2 separate regions of the Homo sapiens genome follow, and region 2 is linked to region 1. Evidence: chromatin contacts called from ENCODE Hi-C or POLR2A ChIA-PET data. All regions are on one chromosome and are shown on one strand. Each heading gives the region's core, a stretch centred on a gene start or an enhancer-like site at or near the end of the contact. The rest is flanking DNA. Distances are from core to core; before and after follow the strand shown.

Region 1 (5,683 bases), core at 1,700-4,199:
CCCTTTGGGCTGTGGTCTTACGGGCTCCTATTCAGCAGTGCTGGGGCGTGGGCCGCACAAGTGCAGACTGGTGAGCTGAAGCACCCTCAGAGGCCTGCAGCCAGGAGCTGTTAGCTAGAGTTTCCTCCCAAGCCTCAGCAGTTGCTTTGTTCACCCTCCTTCTGTACTTGTCCTGTGCCGAAGGGTCACTGGCCTCCTTGGACTTGTTTTCACAGCAGAGGAAGGTGCAGAGGAAGAAGAAGAGAAGATGCAGAATGGGAAAGACAGAGGTAAAGGCAGCTCAGCAGGACTGCTCGTTTAAATGGGGAGCCCGAGCTCATGGATCAGCCGCCCCCCACTTTGTTTCTGCATTCCTCCCTGCCACCACCTTTCCCAGAGCTTTCGGACCCGAGGTCCCTGTACCTACTTTTCCCATCTGACAGTCAGGTTTTACCTTCCAGGTGACAAGGTCAGTCGATCACCAAGAGCTTCCTCATTTCCTGATCCTGGGATAGGTAGTTGGGATACAGGAAGTAGATACAAGTAGAACACAAAAGATGACCCTTTGACTGGAGAAGTTTATGATCTAGTTAATAAAGCAAGACCAGGCCAGGTGCGGTGGCTCACGCCTGTAATCCCAGCACTTTGGGAGGCTGAGGCGGGTGGATCACAAGGTCAGGAGTTCAAGACCAGCAGGCTGGCCAACATAGTGAAACCTCATCTCTACTAAAAATACAAAAAATTAGCCAGGTGTGGTGGCAGGCGCCTGTAGTCCCAGCTACTTGGGGAGAATGAGGCAGGAGAATCACTTGAACCTGGGAGGCAGAGATTGCAGTGAGCCGAGATCACACCACTGCACTCCGTCCTGGGCAACAAGAGTGAAACTCCATCTCCAAAAAAAAAAAAAAAAAAGACCAAAAATGCAAAATAAATAGATCAAATGAAGTGGCAGAAAAAGCTAATCATAAAACTTTCAGCATATAAGTATAATAAGGGTTTCTGAAAAGGAAGAGATTGTTGTGGACTAGAATAGCCAAATGGTTTTGTGGCTTCATGGAAGAATAAAACCAAGAAGGGAAGGTGTCAGCAAAGGACAGTAGTGCCTTCCTAGTTTCATTATATATCGAACCTGCTTAACACATGACATCTGGGAAGAGCTGCAGGGAATGATTTTCACGTATGATGATCTCATCTAATCCTTAACACTGTGAGACAGATTCGAATATCCCCATTTTACCCATGAGGAAATAGGCTCAGAGAGATGTTGTTCATGTAGCTGTTAAACGGCAGAGATTTAGGCCAGACGTGGTGGCTCACACCTGTAATCCCAGCACTTTGGAAGGCCGAGGCGGGCGGATCACTTGAGGCCAGGAATTCGAGAGCAGCCTGGCCAACATGGTGAAACCCTGTCTCTACTAAAAATACAAAAATAAGCCAGGTGTGGTGGTGCATGCCTGTAATCGCAGCTACTCGGGAGGCTGAAGCAGGAGAATCCCTTGAACTCAGGAGGCAGAGGTTGCAGTGAGCCAAGATCACGCAACTGCACTCCAGCCTGGGCAACAAAGAGAGACTCTGTCTCAAAAAAAAAAAAAAAAAAAAAAAAAAAGGCAGAGAACTGGGTCTTTCTGACTCCAAACTTCGTGCTCTTAATCTTCATCCTTCTATGTTATACTGAACAGAAAACAAAATTTTCTTTGGACATTTGAGGGTGAGCTGTTCTTTCTGTTGTGCATTAATGTGTTAGTTGCTGGATTCCTCCTAAACATCAGCTCCTCAAGGCAGAGATTTTAGTCTGTTTTGTTCATGTTGTGTTCCAGTGCCTGGTGCTTAGTAGGAGGTCAATAAATGAACAAATCAAAGGAAATAAATGGGGTGATGAGATAGAGAGTACCTTATCGGGGAGAGAAATGCAATGGCTGGTCACCCCAAGGAGGTGAAGGTAGGGAGAGCAGGAAGCATGAGGAGGAGCCAGCAGCAGCCCTCCCAGGGAGGAATTCTGAACAAGGCTCGGGGGAGTGAAAGAACCTGCCAGCTGATAAATGGCACAGCCTGAGTTCAACTCCAATGCCCATGGTTTAGTCTGAGCTGAACTGGTAGACTAAGGGAAGTGGAGTGGTCTTACTTAAGGAAGGGTAGAAGCCAAGTGGGAGATACAGGTAAGGAAGCTGTGACAAGAAAGGGAAACCTACAGGACAGTGGGTCTGGAGCATTCTTGGCCCATAGGGGCTGGAGTGGCTAAGACAGGGTCGTCTTTGGAGTCTCACGGGGCAAGGAATTTGTCAGCAAGGACCCTGAAATTGCTGAGGAAGAAACTGGGAGAAGAGGAAGAAGATTCTGCAGATTCTGAAATCGTCTAGTGAGTCTGAGCTAGGCCTGGGAGGAAGTGGACAGCAGCGCCAACGAGTTGATGAGAATGACATATGTGGCACGGACACCAAAAGGTCAGACTAGGCTGGGCATGGTGGCTTACACCTGTAATCCCAGCACTTTAGGAGGCTGAGGCAGGGGGATCACTTGATGCCAGGAGTTTGAGACCAGCATAGGCAACATAGCAAGACCCCATCTCTACAAAAAATAAATTAGCCGGATGTGGTAGTGCACACCTGTAGTCCCAGCTGCTTTGGAGGCAGAGGCAGGAGGACTGCTTGAGCCCAGGAGTTTAAGGCTGCAGTGAGCTATAGTCACGCCACTGCATTCCAGCCTGGATAACAGAGCAAAGCCCTATCTAAAAAATAAAAATAAAAGGTCACATTAGAGAGCAGTAGTGTTTCAGACATCCAGGAATGCTTCATAGAAATGTAGAAACAATTGACTTACCCACACAGACAAGAAAGAAGGCAGGAGGGCAAAAGGTGAAGAGATACACAGATAAATTTACACTGGTGTAAACACATGCTGCAAACACGCGCACACACACGCACACGCACATGCACATGCACATGCCAACCAAATCCTAGCATTCATGTGGAATGTTCCTGGCTGAAGACATAACAGCTGCATCTCTGGCCTCCCTTCACCTGCCCCTCCCTTCCCCAGTAGCTTTTTCCCATGGCCTCTCCTCAGTCCTTTTCACTCCACCAAAGCAAACCTAGGACTGCCCCAGCCACTGAGGCCTTGCCCTGGCCACGAACTCTAGCCCTTATCCTGGTTCGAGTCTGAGTGTGGGCCATGCCTCACATGGGAATCAGACTGGGTTTCCCTTGCCCAGCCCTCCAGGCCCCAGGGTGCTGTCTCTGCACCTGCACTCCCCTGTCCACATCAAACTGGGTTTCCCTTGCCCGGGCCTCCAGGTCCCAAGGTGCTGTCTTTGCACCTGCACTCCACTGTCCACATCAGACTGGGTTTCCCTCGCCCGGGCCTCCAGGCCCCAGGGCACTGTCTCTGCACGTGCACTGCCCTGTTCGCATCAGACTGGGTTTCCCTTTCCCGGCACTCCAGGCCCCAGGGCACTGTCTTTACACCTGCACTGCCCTGTCTGCATCTCTTCTGTCTTTCTGTGCCTCTTGCCCTTAGAGCTCCTTGTCTGTCTTTCAGTGCATATACCAGAATGTCTGTATGTCTATGTGAAATCTTTTTGTGGGAATGCCTGAATTTTTACGTATGTGACTTTCTGGTGTCATCCCTAAGGCCAAGAGTGTTAAGAGTTGGGGTGAGAGATGGTAGAGTTTTTTATGTTTGGCTCTCCACATTATATAGGTTCTAGGATATGTCCCTGAAACTACAACGTAGCTCATACATGGGCATTTTTATAAGACTAAGTGTTTTTATGGGTGGACCTCCTGATTCTCTGCCATGAGCTAGGCCTGAGATTTTACAGACCTAGGACTAACTGCAGTCACCTGGACACCAGAGATCTGTAACTGTCAACCGTAAAGAGAGAGAGTATATTTGCTTCTTTGGGGTTGAAACCATACTGACGTAATATAAACAGAATTTGGTCAGCACCATCAGGCAAACATAGTCTGCTCGATAAGGAAACTGTGAGAGTCAAATGGAACTTTTGAAGAATCTAGACCAAGCTGAACTTCCCTGCCATATTCACCCCTGCCTCACGCCTCTCCCTGTTCACCCCTGGCTGGCTGGCTGCATCCTGGGGAATGCTTCTGCTCCATCGGGGTACCCTTCCTCCTCTGCATCTCCTCAAGAGAAGTGTAACCAAGACACATAGAAGAAGCACAGACTAACACACCTTCCCCCATAGTACATCATCTCCACCCTCCACAGCCTCATGTTATGCTCCTGTGTCCTTCACAGTCTCCCCTCCCATACCCTGCCATCCCGGTGTGGGGGCTGTAAATCCAGTTTGCATCCATAAAGAGCCCTGGTGCAAGGCTGGACAGCAATGGCCCTCAGAGAACAGAACAGGCTCAGGAGGGGCCAGGCAGTGCTCGAGCCTCGGGTGAGCAAGCGCAGGGCTTTTCAAAGCAGACCATCTGCAGGAGGGGGACCGCCCTCACTCAAGGCGCAGTCATGTTCCCTTGGGGAACTTTCAGAGCTGAGTGGGCTTTGCCCCCCTCATGTAACTGCTCCCTGGATTTAAGGAGTTTTGATTCCATTTTTTAATGACTTTCCTTCTCCTGAGAAGCATCTGTCTCCATGGCTGCCTCGGGTTGGCTACAGTAGTAGAAAGTATGACTCTACCCTGCTGTCATACCTGGGTGGGAAAAGTCAACAAACGAGTAACGGGAGAAGCAAGGAAGCCCCTGGGGTGGGTTGGTCAGGGAAGCCCCTTTGAGATAGTCTGGGGCATGAGAAGACCTGGCCGTGACCTCAGTGTGTTGTTTCTGCCCATGCTGCCACAGGTTAGCAGAGGAGCCGGACACAGAGGAAGCTCAGGTGAGTACAAAGAGTCCTCTGCCTCCCCACGGCCCCTCCCTCCTTCCTCAGCATCTTCCCTTCCCCTCCCTTCCTGCAGTCACAGGTCCCTAGCCAGGGCAGTCCTAACAGGTGAAGATGCAAGAGCCCAACTGTCCCTTCCCTTTGCCCACCCCAGCCATGTGCCCTCCTTGCCCTGTTTCTAGGCTGTGTCCTGTCTTGCACAGCACTGTCTGCAGGCCTGGTCCTTGGGCATGGCCTGGTGTCCTCTGTGTTGGGATGGCATTGGCAGACCCGACACTGCTGGCTGAAACAGGGTGTGCTGAGCAAGGCCACCTCCCTGGGGAGCACTGCCTCCCATGCTCCTTTCCCACAGCCACTGCCCACTTCCTTCCTGGGATCCAAACCACAGCCAGTGCGTCCCTGGATTCTGTCACCCAGCACTGCACCGAATCACAGTCCCTGACCCACAGACATGTGATTCATGCAGGATCACACTGACTACAGGGCTGACCAAGCCGCTTCCCATGGTGCCCGGCCAAGCTGCACCTTCTCACTTCCTGAAGAAGCAATGCAGAAAAGTACGGACTGCTCCAGTGGCAGATGCTCATTGCCTTTAGGAATTAGTCATTCCCATTTTCCAGCTCAACACCTTAATTCTTTCTAGTCCCAGCACCAAGATATCAGACTTCTCCATTTTAAAATCTTGTCTTCCCTCCCCTCCTCCCACCCCCCCACCTCTTATATTTAAAAATTAGGCATCTTCCTCGAATAAAGAAGTCAGGGCCCTAGCTGCACAATCCAGAAAAGGGGTTTTTTCAGACCCTCCCAAGTCGTGTCATCCTGGAATAGCCTCTGGCCCTCTCTGCCCAACCGCGCCAGGCCATTG
Region 2 (5,807 bases), core at 2,436-4,935, 1.6 Mb before region 1:
TTAGACAGTTTGACACAAAATTTTGCCTGGCTGTGCAGCATCTCAGATGACAAAACAAGCCCTTGCCTACAGGGCTAATTACGGACTACTAAATTATTTTTATTAAAACCCTTTGGAACATTATGAGGGATGAGGCAATGTGGTGTTGAAGAATAACTCTAGTCTGGAAATCTGGAGATCTAATCCTGACTCAGCCACTAATAACCACCAACATTCATCTGCCTAGTGTACACAGTTTACAAAGTGTTTTTACATACGTTCTGCATGGGTTGGGTGACCTTAGGTAAGTCATTTAACTCTTGGTGTCTTGTGTCAACTTTAGAAATGAGGGCATTAAACTATACCATCTGGGGTCACCTCCAGTGCTAACATCCTAAGCGAGGGAGACATGTGCCTTGGGACCTTTACAAATGTATCTGTAAGCAAATCAGGGCAGATGCATTCTGTTTTAAAAAACTATATTTTCTGGCCAGGCGCGGTGGCTCACGCCTGTAGTCCCAGCACTTTGGGAGGCCGAGGCGGGTGGATCATGAGGTCAGGAGATGGAGACCATCCTGGCTAACAAGGTGAAACCCCGTCTCTACTAAAAATACAAAAAATTAGCCGGGCGCGGTGGCGGGCGCCTGTAGTCCCAGCTACTCGGGAGGCTGAGGCAGGAGAATGGCGTGAACCCCGGGAAGCGGAGCTTGCAGTGAGCCGAGATTGCGCCACTGCAGTCCGCAGTCCGGCCTGGGCGACAGAGCGAGACTCCGTCTCAAAAAAAAAAAAAAAAAAACTATATTTTCTGTTCGGCTTCTGACAAATGTTACTCGGCTAAATTCAGGAATAGCTCATAAGACGTTTGCTGCCAGTTAGTTGGCTCAGTTTCTGGAGAGTACCACATTAAGACCCTGGGTTGGATTCTCATATGGGAACTTTCCTCCGTTCAATAGCCTCCTACTATGCCTAACTCCAGCCAGTCATCTTACAAATACAACCCCACAATGTGTGCTGGCGTGCAGGAAGGACTAGAAGAAACTCAGCTTCACAATGCATGCACTCTCAGGACGGTAGGTCAGAAACGGCATCATCACACAGGAATACTATCAATAGCATTCTTTCTCAGTTCCAAGATTCACAAATCCCTCCCTCAAGTCTTGCCATTTCCCGAGGGTTTTAATGTTTCTAAAATGAGGATGCACCTTGGAATCAGCATATATATTTTGATCTGGTAGCATTAGATTATTTTACCTAAAAGCTATTGGTAAATTGCTGGTGTGTCTTAGAATCAAGAATACAGTCCTACAAAACCTCAATACCATTACATAGATTTAGGTCTAACTTGGTTCAAATCATGTCCCTCTCCTTGATCTTAACAATTACATTCAGCAACAGCTGGATAGGCAATGTATAAGACAAGTATTAGTCCTGTTTCCTCATAGTAGCAGTTTAAAAGGCATTCCATCATTATCTCATAAAACACTGGTATGGATTTCAAAGGCAAATTAATCCATATAAAAACTACTCTGATCCTCTGAAAATGTACTATCCCATAGCAAACTGGAAAGGAACATTTTACTTACACCCTCCTGATCTATCTAGCCTTGACACATTTTCTTCCTCCTTAATTCACAACCCTCCACCCCAGTAATATCGCTGATTCCCAAAATACACTCAGCCCAGGAGGAGCAGCTCTCCAGTACAGCTGTCTGCTCCTGCCCTGCTCGGGTATTTTGGTGAGCTATGTGACACAGGACCACACAGAAGGAATGCCACTCTCAGGCCCCACAGTTCCCACTGCACCACAGGCAGGTGCATCCCACCAAACCCCAGTCTGGCATTCGAAACAGAAGAAACTGCCCTGCTGGATGGGGGCTATAGTTTTCCTGAACTTCATCTCTATGTTTAAAACTAGGGCGACAGCCGTCTTGGCTACTGTAAACTAATCTGATGGGCATGGGGGCAGGGAGTGGCTATGAGGAGGCTGCCAATAGGCCATGATTGAGCAAAGTAAAGAGTGAAATAGTTATTTCTCATTGTTTGCAACCCCGGAAACTCCAAATGAGTGGCTCCTTCACCATGATTTTTAGAAATGGACCATGCGTTCCTTTTACCATCTGGAGTAAAAATCCCAAAGCCTCTTGTGCGGTAGATCTGGCTTATATTTACACGTGCTTTCTAAAAGCACACTGAAATTTGGAAGCCAAATAAAAAAGAAGCTGACAATGAGGTCATATAGTAGTTAGGGGCCCTCAAGTTGAGACATGTTTATTAAGAGTTTCTGGCTCTGGGCACTAACTCTGACTTCAACTCAGTTCTTCTGGAAAAAGAAAACTGTTTGGGACCCTCTTCTATTCCAAGAACAGGGACTGCAAGATGGGCAGGTGGAGGGGTAGCAAACATAACCCAGGGAATTGTCCAAATATGCTAGAACCCCTATCTGGTGACAGCCCCACAAAGACACACAGCTGGAGGAGGCACAGTGTACAGGCCTCACACCTACACCATGGAGAAGCTTCGATTTTTCTCCTTCCTCTCAACTCTGCACACGTTATGTTAAAAACTCACTACTATCCAATTAGTTAATTTACAGGAATCCAAGATCAAGTCCTGCCACAGCCCCTTCATATATAAACAGTAAGCACTTCCTATGGATGGTATCAGGCCTTTTTCCAAACCTCACATTATACCAGGGTTGTAGTGCGATTTAAAAAAAAAAAAAAGCATTTTAAAGAGTTCCGCAAGATGCTTATTCACAACACCACACCGGAAGCGCAGGAACTTGGAGCTCCCAAACGCAACCTCTTCTCCCTTCCCTCCACTACTTCTACTCCCCGCTCCGCAACACCGGCCGGGCAGTAGCTCAGCCCACTAGAAGGCCACCAGGCACTAGCCGCGTTCATTAAACGCTAGATGATCACGATGGGGCTGAACCCTTCCCAGCCAAATCTATTCGGAAAGCCCTGCAAGCTCTGAGCAGCCAGTGAGAACTGTCCAGACCTGCTTCCCCAAACCAGCCAGGCAGGAGCGTGTGGGGAAGAAACCCGAGGCCCCCAGGCTGGGCCTGGCCCGATGTTCCCCCTCCCCCAAGTCTCCCCTCGCTCTCCTGTCACTCTTTTTCTGGCACATCACTGGGGAGATCCAGAGAGGCCGGGAGATGTCAGGCCTAGGAGGAGTGAGGAGGAGGGAGAAGGGATAAGGGCGGACGGGAGGTAGTTTGGAGAAAATATCAGCCCAGGGCAGAGGTGCGGTGGCCACGTCTAGTGGGGAAGGAGCCTCAAGGTGGACCCGGAGAGACGGAGGGAAGGGGAGGGGAGGGAAGGGGAGGGGGAGTGGCTGGGGAGGCCGGGCCGCCAAGGCCGGAGGGAACCCGGCGACAGGGATGGAGGGGGTTGACCGGCGCGGGGAAGGCGCGGTCGGGATGCGGGAGTGCGGGTGGGGAGGCAGGGGCGGGGGGAGCCCGGTTCCCCTCCCCCAGCCCGGGCCCTGGCCTCCCGCTGACTCAGCCCCACGGCGTCCGTCGCCTCGGCCCGGACTCACAGTGCACGAGGCGGCTCCGGCGGAGGCGGAGGGGGAGGGGACAGGTGGCGGGGGCGCTGCGGCAGAGGCTGCGGCTCCGGCCGGCGGCTCCGGGGCGGAGGGTCCTCGCTGAGGCCGCCGCGGTCTCCGGCTTCAACGCACAGAGACTGCGGGGGACGAGGGCACTGCGCAGGCGCGATGCGGCCGCCGCTGTCAGTCCGAGCGGGGCGGGGCCAGGGCACCCGCCGTCTCCAAGGCAACTGAGCCGCGGGAGGACAGCCCCTACCTCCACCTTGCCTTAGCGATTGCGGCGGGAGGCGGGGGGCGACAGGAACAGGCCCACTGCGTTGCCGTAGCAACGAGGAGAAGAGACCGCTTCAGACGTGTGCGGCGGTACCGAGGGAACGCGCCTACCTCGTCACCATAGCAACTGGGAACAGCCCCTTCCTTTTTCCCTGGCAACAGGGTAACAATCCCTCCGCCCTGTCTCATCACAGGAGGAACAACCGTGTGCACCTGATTTCAGTAGCTGGATGACGGATTTTCATCTTTTATGGCTACGGAAAAGGAAAAAGAGACGTTTTCTTCTCTTTCAGCGACATGGAAGAGCTAAGGCTGGGTTTTATCTCCTCTCTTGGTGTGTGGGTTCCAATCACAGTCTTTTTCTCTAATTCCCAAATTCATTTTTTTTTCTTTTTTTTTGGGACGGAGTTTCACTCTTGTCGCCCAGGCTAGAGTGCACTGGCGCGATCTTGGCTCACTGCAACCTCTGCCTCCTGGGTTCAAGCAATTCTCCTGCCTCAGCCTCCCGAGTAGCTGGGATTACAGGCGTGCGCCACAATGCCTGGCAAAGTTTTTGTATTATTAGTAGAGACAGGGGTTTCATCATGTCGGCCAGGCTGGTCTCGAACTCCTAACCTCAGGTGATCCACCTGCCTCGGCTTCCCAAAGTGGTGGGATTACAGGCGTGAGACACCGCGCCCGGCCCAATTTTTTTCTACCTGTTTTAAACATCCCCTTTCATCTCCTACCAGAGAGTGTGCCCTTTACCCTTAAATCGAGCTAACGAAATCGTCTATCCACAGACCACTTGAGTTTTTGTCAGCCTTATTGTCTCTCTCCCATTGCAAGGATAAACACCTCATTTCTTCATCTTGCTCACTATCTGGTTTGCAGTCCACTTCCTCATAACTAGCTCCCTCTGACATGTCCATTCGTTTTCCCGAATTTCCTCCTCCAAGCATGCTGTTATGGATCTCCTCGGTTCTTCTGGATCTCCCTTTCCTCTCCACACTTGCTGTCCTTGTCCAGCACTGCTCTGCCCGGGGCTCCAGTATGTTCTTTCCCCCTGTGACTTCAGCATCTTGGTTCTCTTTGTGCTGATGTCTTCTGGCTCTTCCTCCCTCAGCCCTGATTCCCATGGATGCCTTGAGGTCACCTTTGTACCAACCCTGTACATTCCTCCTTTCTTACACACACCTTACACTATCGTCATTTGTTTACGTGTCTGTGTCTCCAGACTATGTGACCCTGGTGGGCAGGAATTCTGTCTTTTTCATCAGCTCCCTCAGCATCCACCACAGCATGTGACACATAGCAGATTCTGAGAAATGCTTATGTAATTGAATCAAATGAAGACAAATCTTTTCCTTCTTCTTTTCTCTGGCCTAACTGCCTCAGAGTCCCAGTCCCCATTTCTAATACCTTTACACATAGTTTGTCTTTTAGTACTATGCTACTATTATAAGTCTTTCATCTCCTTAGCTTTCCATCCTGTTAATTGAGACTCTGGCATTCTCTATTTCCTGAATCCTCGCCTCTAGCTCTTCTCTCTTCTACACTATCCCAAATGTTTCTACTAAGGTAAATTTCCTCACTGGGTACCAACCCCGTGACTCCCATACCCTCCATAATCAGCGTAAGCTCTTCACACCTAACCATCCTGATCATCCCCTAACCAGCTCTAATCAAGCCTTCTTGGTGAACGTTACTGGATTCTGCTGGGCTTGTTGACATGCCAGAGATGCAGCATTCTCTTCAAACAACTCAAAAGCAAGAGCTCACAACCTAGCATTCTCTTCCAAATCTCCCTGTCTAGCTCCCACAGATTCCGCCGCAGGACTATTGGTGCCAAAGCACCCCAACTAAGCCCATTTTCTTGGGGAAAAAAGAAGAAAGTTACAAATAGAGTAAGTAAGAAAAGAGAGGGGACACAGCATATCCTCTCTTCTTCCACCTAAAGCAATTATCAGAAAGGAGAGAGCTCTTTGTAGACAATAATTCCCAAAACAAATCAAGGGGTTAGGAGA

Evidence for each region. Hi-C counts contacts between places; a loop is a spot of excess contacts on that map. ChIA-PET counts read pairs that join two places held with the same protein, here RNA polymerase II (POLR2A).
Region 2: a loop to region 1 is called in a map of dorsolateral prefrontal cortex, with 6 times the contacts of the local background. The contact joins the promoter of MAPRE3 here to the enhancer-like site in region 1. A Hi-C loop is called at or near these places in 1 of 168 maps with a recorded cell type or tissue (dorsolateral prefrontal cortex). POLR2A ChIA-PET finds 5 or more read pairs at or near these places in 1 of 52 experiments (activated naive CD4-positive, alpha-beta T cell).

Annotation. Positions count from the first base shown.
Region 1 is chr2:25,378,422-25,384,104 of GRCh38, reverse strand. DTNB (dystrobrevin beta) reads left to right here. Exons shown (of 21, transcript NM_021907.5): 19 at 216-269; 20 at 4,782-4,815. The coding sequence ends at 4,786. Among named protein-coding and RNA genes, the nearest start is that of DNMT3A, 39 kb to the right of the region's middle. Within about 2 kb of position 2,949, at least 2 of the 41 ENCODE cell types and tissues checked have a DNase peak (open chromatin) inside an H3K27ac peak, as active enhancers do.
Region 2 is chr2:26,968,515-26,974,321 of GRCh38, reverse strand. MAPRE3 (microtubule associated protein RP/EB family member 3) reads right to left here and starts at 3,685. Exons shown (of 7, transcript NM_012326.4): 1 at 3,520-3,685. RefSeq lists a silencer at 3,471-3,800.